Regions from separate parts of the Homo sapiens genome. Here region 1 is linked to region 2. Evidence: chromatin loops called from intact Hi-C (ENCODE). Cell type or tissue: psoas muscle. All regions are shown on one strand. Links, peaks and the distances in the headings refer to the core of each region. The heading gives the core; the rest is flanking DNA. Region 1 overlaps KIAA1217. Region 2 overlaps KIAA1217.

Region 1 (2,908 bases), core at 144-2,643, 78 kb after region 2:
ATGGGTCTGTAAATAAAAATAAATAGGTGGCCCCTACCCTTGCAGTTGCATAGAGAAACTAGACCCTGAAATAAAATGGAACAACATTGGAGGATTTTTGTTTAGTGGATTAAAAATTCAATAATACTTGAAAACTTTGTCCAGCTCTTCAACAGAGATATTTGGATGAGTTTTCTGGCTTTTCTAATCAGGAAAGGCTTGTTGGAGAATTAAAGGAGATATGATTGAGGAAATAAAACACAATACAAGATTTTTCTGGATTTATTATGAATAAAAAGGGACCCCAGAGGATTAAGTGGATGTAGTTTGCAGTTGAGGTTAAGTGGTCATGGCAGTTTACCGTGGACATTGTTTAACTGATGGAAAACTCCAAAAGACTGACCAAGGAATTGAAGTAGACCAATTTGGACCAATAACTTGGAGCTCAGAATTAACCACTGTATTTCTCTATTCCAAATACCCATTCCTCTTCCCTGGAACCTCAGGCTGGCCACACAAACTTTCTTGAAAATTCTTGGGGTTCTGCCTTTACAGGAAGGCCATTTGCCTCACTCATCAGAAGTATTAGAGGTTTATTCTGCACAACCATGAAGAGGTTAAAGAGAAGGGTAGGGAGGCCATGAGGGTTCTTACATTCCATCTTGAGTCAACCATCTCCTGTTACCCTCTGAAAAGTGGCAGAATTTGTCCCAGACTTTTTTTTGTTGCACTTCATATCTACTATGGAATTACATTTATAGCTAATGCATTAACTCTAAAAATGGAGAAACCCATTGCTCTGCTGTTTTCATGGTAAGGAAAAACTGCTGAGTCATGATTGACATGGGCTGTTTCAAGAGTTTCCACGGAATGAAGGTAAACGCTTAGGATATCGCAGCCTGAGTGAGAGGCACTGCAAAGTGTGGCCGCTACTTGAAGTTCTTCATGGTGAGTGGAGAGGGAATCCTGAGCGCATCCTGGATTAGAAAAAAAAAAGAAGAAAGGTGGCCTGAAATATGATCTGAGTATATCTGGAAATACGCAGACATCTAGTACTTCACTTGCAGCACTCTGTGAACCAGAAGGCCAATTTCTACATGCTACAAGCTGCACTTCAAGATGCACCCAAAATGCATGCTCGGGAAGTTGTTTTTTGTTTTTGTTTTGTTTTGTTTCTGAGACAGACTCTCCCTCTGTCGCCCAGCCAGGAGTACAGTGGCGTAATCTTGGCTGGCTGCAACCTCTGCCTCCTGGGTTCAAGCAGTTATTTTGCCTCAGCCTCCCGAGTAGCTGGGATTATAGGCATGTGCCACCATGCCCGGCTAATTTTGTTGTTGTTGTTGTTTGTTTTGTTTGTTTTTGTTTTTAGTAGAGACAGGATTTCACCACATTGGCCAGCCTGGTCTTGAACTCCTGACCTCAAGTGATCTGCCAGCGTCGGCCTCCCAAAGTGCTGGGATTACAGGCGTGAGCCACCGCGCCTGGCTGGGAAGTCTTTTTTAATGGCAATAACCAAATGAACTCTCTTGACCTTGCTGCCTCTGCAGGCACTGCCCCGCCCCGGCCCTTCCACTCTAGAGGAAAGCACCTGGCATTTAGCATCTTTACACACAGGAAACAACAGATATGCTCAGGGACTTTTCCTCTAGCTTGTAACCAGGGATGGCTGTTGGGCTTGGCAGCCGTCAGGCTGAGAGTGACTCAGCTTAAAAGGTTTCATTGTTGATATCTGCCCTGAGCATTCCCCTTTGGACTTGGAGTTCCAGGATGTCTTGTGTCTGTGCTTCAGCATCTGAAGCCCCTTGTTGCCTGTTCTTAAGGTAGACTGCATTATCAACGGTGTCTTAAATTAATAGCTTCTCTCTACTGACTATTCACTTGTCACAGCTGACATGAAGGTTCTCAGTCCTGAGTGCCTATTAATGAAGCTCACAGATAGAGTGCAGAAACCCTTTGCAAGATCTGTTTTGCCAGCTTGCTGGTGTCCTGGCATGAAGGTCTCCGACCGACGTCTTTGAAATAGTTCCTGGCCGGGTGCGGTGGCTCACGCCTGGAATCCCAGCACTTTGGGAGGCCAAGGCGGGCGGATCACGAGGTCAGGAGATGGAGACCATCCTGGCTAAGACGGGGAAACACCGTCTCTAATAAAAATAGAAAAAATAGCCGGGCGTGGTGGCAGGCGCCTGTAGTCCCAGCTACTGGGGAGGCTGAGGCGAATGGCATGAACCTGGGAGGCGGAGCTTGCAGTGAGCCGAGATAGCGCCACTGCACTCCAGCCTGGGTGACAGAGCGAGACTCCGTCTCAAAAAAAAAAAAAAAAAAAAAAAAAAGAAATAGTTCCTTTCCACGTGGAGTGGACTGGCCACCTTGGGGCTCTACATTTGCCTGCTTGGTTCAGGCAGTTCTGTCCCATTTCATGTACATTTCACTCTTTTCCCCTACTAGCTTCTCACAGTTTAAATTATCGATGTGATTGCCTACCCAGACATCTAATTCTTTCAACAGGTAGTGGTTTACAGACTCCAGTTTCTTTATGATCATCAAGACAGGGATTGAACAACTGGCACCTTCCCTGTCTGTCCATTGAGGGGCATGTGTTTGATGTGTGTGGATGCTACTTTCATTAGGCAAGTTAATGGCAGTTAGCTACGTTCACACTGAGGAGGAAATAGACCACCGTGTATGCATTTAGTAAACACCAGCGTAGTCAGTGGATCTGTTTCCTTAACAGAACATGGTTCTGCTCCACTGTACACTTCAACCAACTGCTTCAGAGCAAGCTTTTTCCTTAGAAAAGTTTTCATTTAATTAGGATTTAGAAAGGAACGTGGAAACTTTAAGATCTCCATTTAGTCTTCTGCATACTTCAGAGACTTCTGATGTCTCCTACAGGGACAGGAAAGGAGTCAGGGGTCTGAAACTCTAGGAC
Region 2 (2,908 bases), core at 174-2,673:
TCCTCTTCATCACTGGTAAAATTTTAAGGTACTATAGAGGAATATAATGACCTGGTTTCAGCTGTAATTTCTGTGCTGATTTGTATATATATTATGATAGTAACAAGGGAGCTAACCCCATCACTTTGGGATGCTGAGGCAGGAGGATCACTTGAGGCCAGGAGTTCTAGACCACCCTGGGCAACATAGTGAGACCCCATCTCTACAAAAAAAAATGTTTTTAAAGTAGCCATGCATGGTGACTATGCACCTGTAGTCCCAGCCACTCCAGATTCTGAGGCAGGAGGATCACTTGAGCCCAGGAGTTTGAGGCTGCAGTGAGCCATGATTGCATGACTGCATTCCAACCTAGGTGACAGAGCAAGACCCTGTTTCTAAAAACAAACAAAGAAAAAAAACAAGGGAGCTTGAAAACTGAGGGATGCTGTAGGATTCTGCGGCCTGCTAACCGATTATGTGTATTAATCAGATAGGCTAATTGTTGTAACCACCCTCTAATCTTGGTGGCTTTGCATGATTAAGGTTAATTGTTCACTCAGACACAGCACAGTGTGATTTCTGTGGCCAGGTGGATTTCCTGGGTGGCCGATGAGGCTCCTCCTGCCTTGTCACTATGGCATCCCCCACGGCGTTGGAGGGTTCTGCTGGATCCTTTGTATTCAACTGGCCAAAGAGTAAAGAGAGAGAGAACGTGGAAGGTTATTTGGGAGGTCTAGGGGCCCCAACAAAAGGTGGCCCACATGGCTTCTGCCCACAATACATTGACTGGAATTAGTACAAGGACCCAGTGAGATGGAGATGGCTGGAAAATGTGGTCTTCCTCTGTGTGCAGCAGAAGAGCGTTCTGGTCGAACACATAGGGCTGTCTCTGCCACGGTACACCCAGAGAGGTTGTACAACCAGACCAAACAGCAACTCCCTATGATGCTCCCTATGACAAGAGAGCTTCTCAGCACAATTGAGAAGGAGACAGCTAACCAGAAGCCACTAGAAAGAAGTGAGGGATGCCTTCCCTAAGAGTCTGTGGCCTACCTAATCTTGACCCAGGAATAGGATCTCAGGGAAGCCATCAGCACTGTTGCTGGCTCTGGAGCAGGTGTGGAATGCCTGAGTGGTGCAAGGCCCCAAATCCCTTGCTGCAGGTCAGCTGACCCAGCCAGAGTAACCCGAGTTGTGGCAAAGAAGCTGGCCTTGGCAGCGCCTGCAGTTGCCTGCCTGCCGGACTTGCAGTGCGGCTTTCTCCTTGAGGAGGCCCCATCTTCCATGAGCCTCTGCGTGTTTGGTGTCTGCCCCAGCCCCTACTTTCTATGCTTTCTTTCCAGAATGCCAAATCCTAGCCTGGGAGCTCCTTGGATTCCTGAAGAGTGTCCCTTTAGCATTTCTGCCTGCCTTGTCCTCACTTCTCCAGGGAATGTTCCAGGGATTTTGCTCGGCTTTAAGCTCCTATGTTGCTCTTTGCCCTGCTTGAAGTGAGCTCCCAGGAGGAGTTGCCCTGGGCTCTGCAGAGGCTGGGAGGGGCAGGAAAGGGAAACAGGACTGCCTTTCAGCAAGCCCAAGCCTTGCCTTCATGCTACAGCTTCATTATTTTGTTTGACAAGGATTCCCAGAATAGCGAACAGCTAGACACACCCATATTTAAATGTTAACACCAAAGCGCATTCCAAACAAGAAATCGAATTGTATTTCTGTTTTGATGACTTGGATAATCCACACTTGAGCTTTTCTCTATTCATGTGGATAATGAGGAGTTGGCCAGGCTCAGATCTCTGACAACATGGCTGTGGAATTGTGACTAAATGTCCTCTGCCTGATCCCTCTCTAGTTTGTAATCATTCTTAGTTTTTCTCCACTGAAAAGACCACATTCTCCTTAAATGGCTGGAATGGCAGAGTTGTTGCTTCTCCCCCAGGTGTGGGGCTTGACGCTTCCAAGAGCTGAGCCTTGTCGAGGAAAAGGCTCAAGTGACAGATGTGCTGAAGTGCCTTTGTGTGGAAAGTGGCGTTAGGTGGCTCTGAGTGCTGGTGACAGGAGAGCAGGTGCCTCGAGGTAGGAGGGGAGGCAGACAGGATGATAGAGCATTGGGCATTGGGTGGAAGGCACAAGGCAGGAAATTGAGACAAAAGGAAGGAGTGAGCTCCAAAGGCAATCCGATGTTTGCCAAGTGGCTGCATTGAGCCTTCTAGCCTTGCTAGTGGTTGATGCTTTTTGTACCTTTCCTCTAAATCGCATCAATCCTTGTTAAGCAACTGGAGATATTTTGGAAAAATCCACAAGAAAGAGAAAAAACAGAAAAGCAACATGAGGTGAAAAGTGCTAGGAAAAAAACAGGGGTCTGATGAGTCTAGTCCAGTAAGTCAGGGCTGCTCAAAGATTAATGTGGACTGAAGATTGGCTCTGACCCCCAAAACTCTCCCCTTCCATCTCCCTTCCCAACTCATTTCAAAGAAGAAAGAGGGTTTATTGTCCCGGCTGTCTTGAACTCTCTTGATGCTCTTTGGATGAAACAGAATAGATCATATGAGCCTGTGCAGCATAGTAAGGCAGGATGCGACTTTCTGCCGTTATTGCCGTTGGACATGCATGGATGTTTATCTGTATGGCTGTATGTGTGTATGTAGACAGATGTGTGTATGCCTGCATAAGAAATCACCTTTCCAGAGGCTCAATCCTGTTAATTCATCTAGCTGTCCTGGATAACTTAAAATATATTTTCTTAATAATGTCAAAACTAATCTTCCAATTCCACTTAAAAGTCAATAGCATTGCTGGGTGTGATGGCTCATACTTGTAATCCCGGCACTTTGGGAGGCTGAGGTGGGCAGATCACTTGAGGTCAGGGGTTCGAGACCAGCCTGGCCAACATGGTGAAACCCCATCTCTATTAGAAATACAAAAATTAGCCGGGCAT

What was found. Hi-C counts contacts between places; a loop is a spot of excess contacts. Peaks named below come from ENCODE experiments on the same cell type or tissue, not always from the same donor. Only the 100,000 strongest peaks of a DNase experiment are listed, where the experiment ranks them.
Region 1: a loop joins it to region 2, with 2.4 times the contacts of the local background. A loop is called at or near these places in 7 of 110 quality-filtered maps.

What each region holds. Positions count from the first base shown.
Region 1 is chr10:24,291,905-24,294,812 of GRCh38, forward strand. The region is part of intron 2 of KIAA1217; the gene reads left to right. Among named protein-coding and RNA genes, the nearest start is that of MIR603, 18 kb to the left of the region's middle. RefSeq lists an enhancer at 468-1,667. In psoas muscle, for the core only: no CTCF peak of the experiment used is centred there; DNase peaks (open chromatin) are centred at 1,207 and 1,537; H3K27ac peaks cover 2,500 bases.
Region 2 is chr10:24,213,782-24,216,689 of GRCh38, forward strand. All of the region lies in intron 1 of KIAA1217, which reads left to right. Among named protein-coding and RNA genes, the nearest start is that of KIAA1217, 6.1 kb to the left of the region's middle. RefSeq lists an enhancer at 628-1,216. In psoas muscle, for the core only: no CTCF peak of the experiment used is centred there; a DNase peak (open chromatin) is centred at 1,170; H3K4me3 peaks cover 1,459 bases; H3K27ac peaks cover 2,500 bases.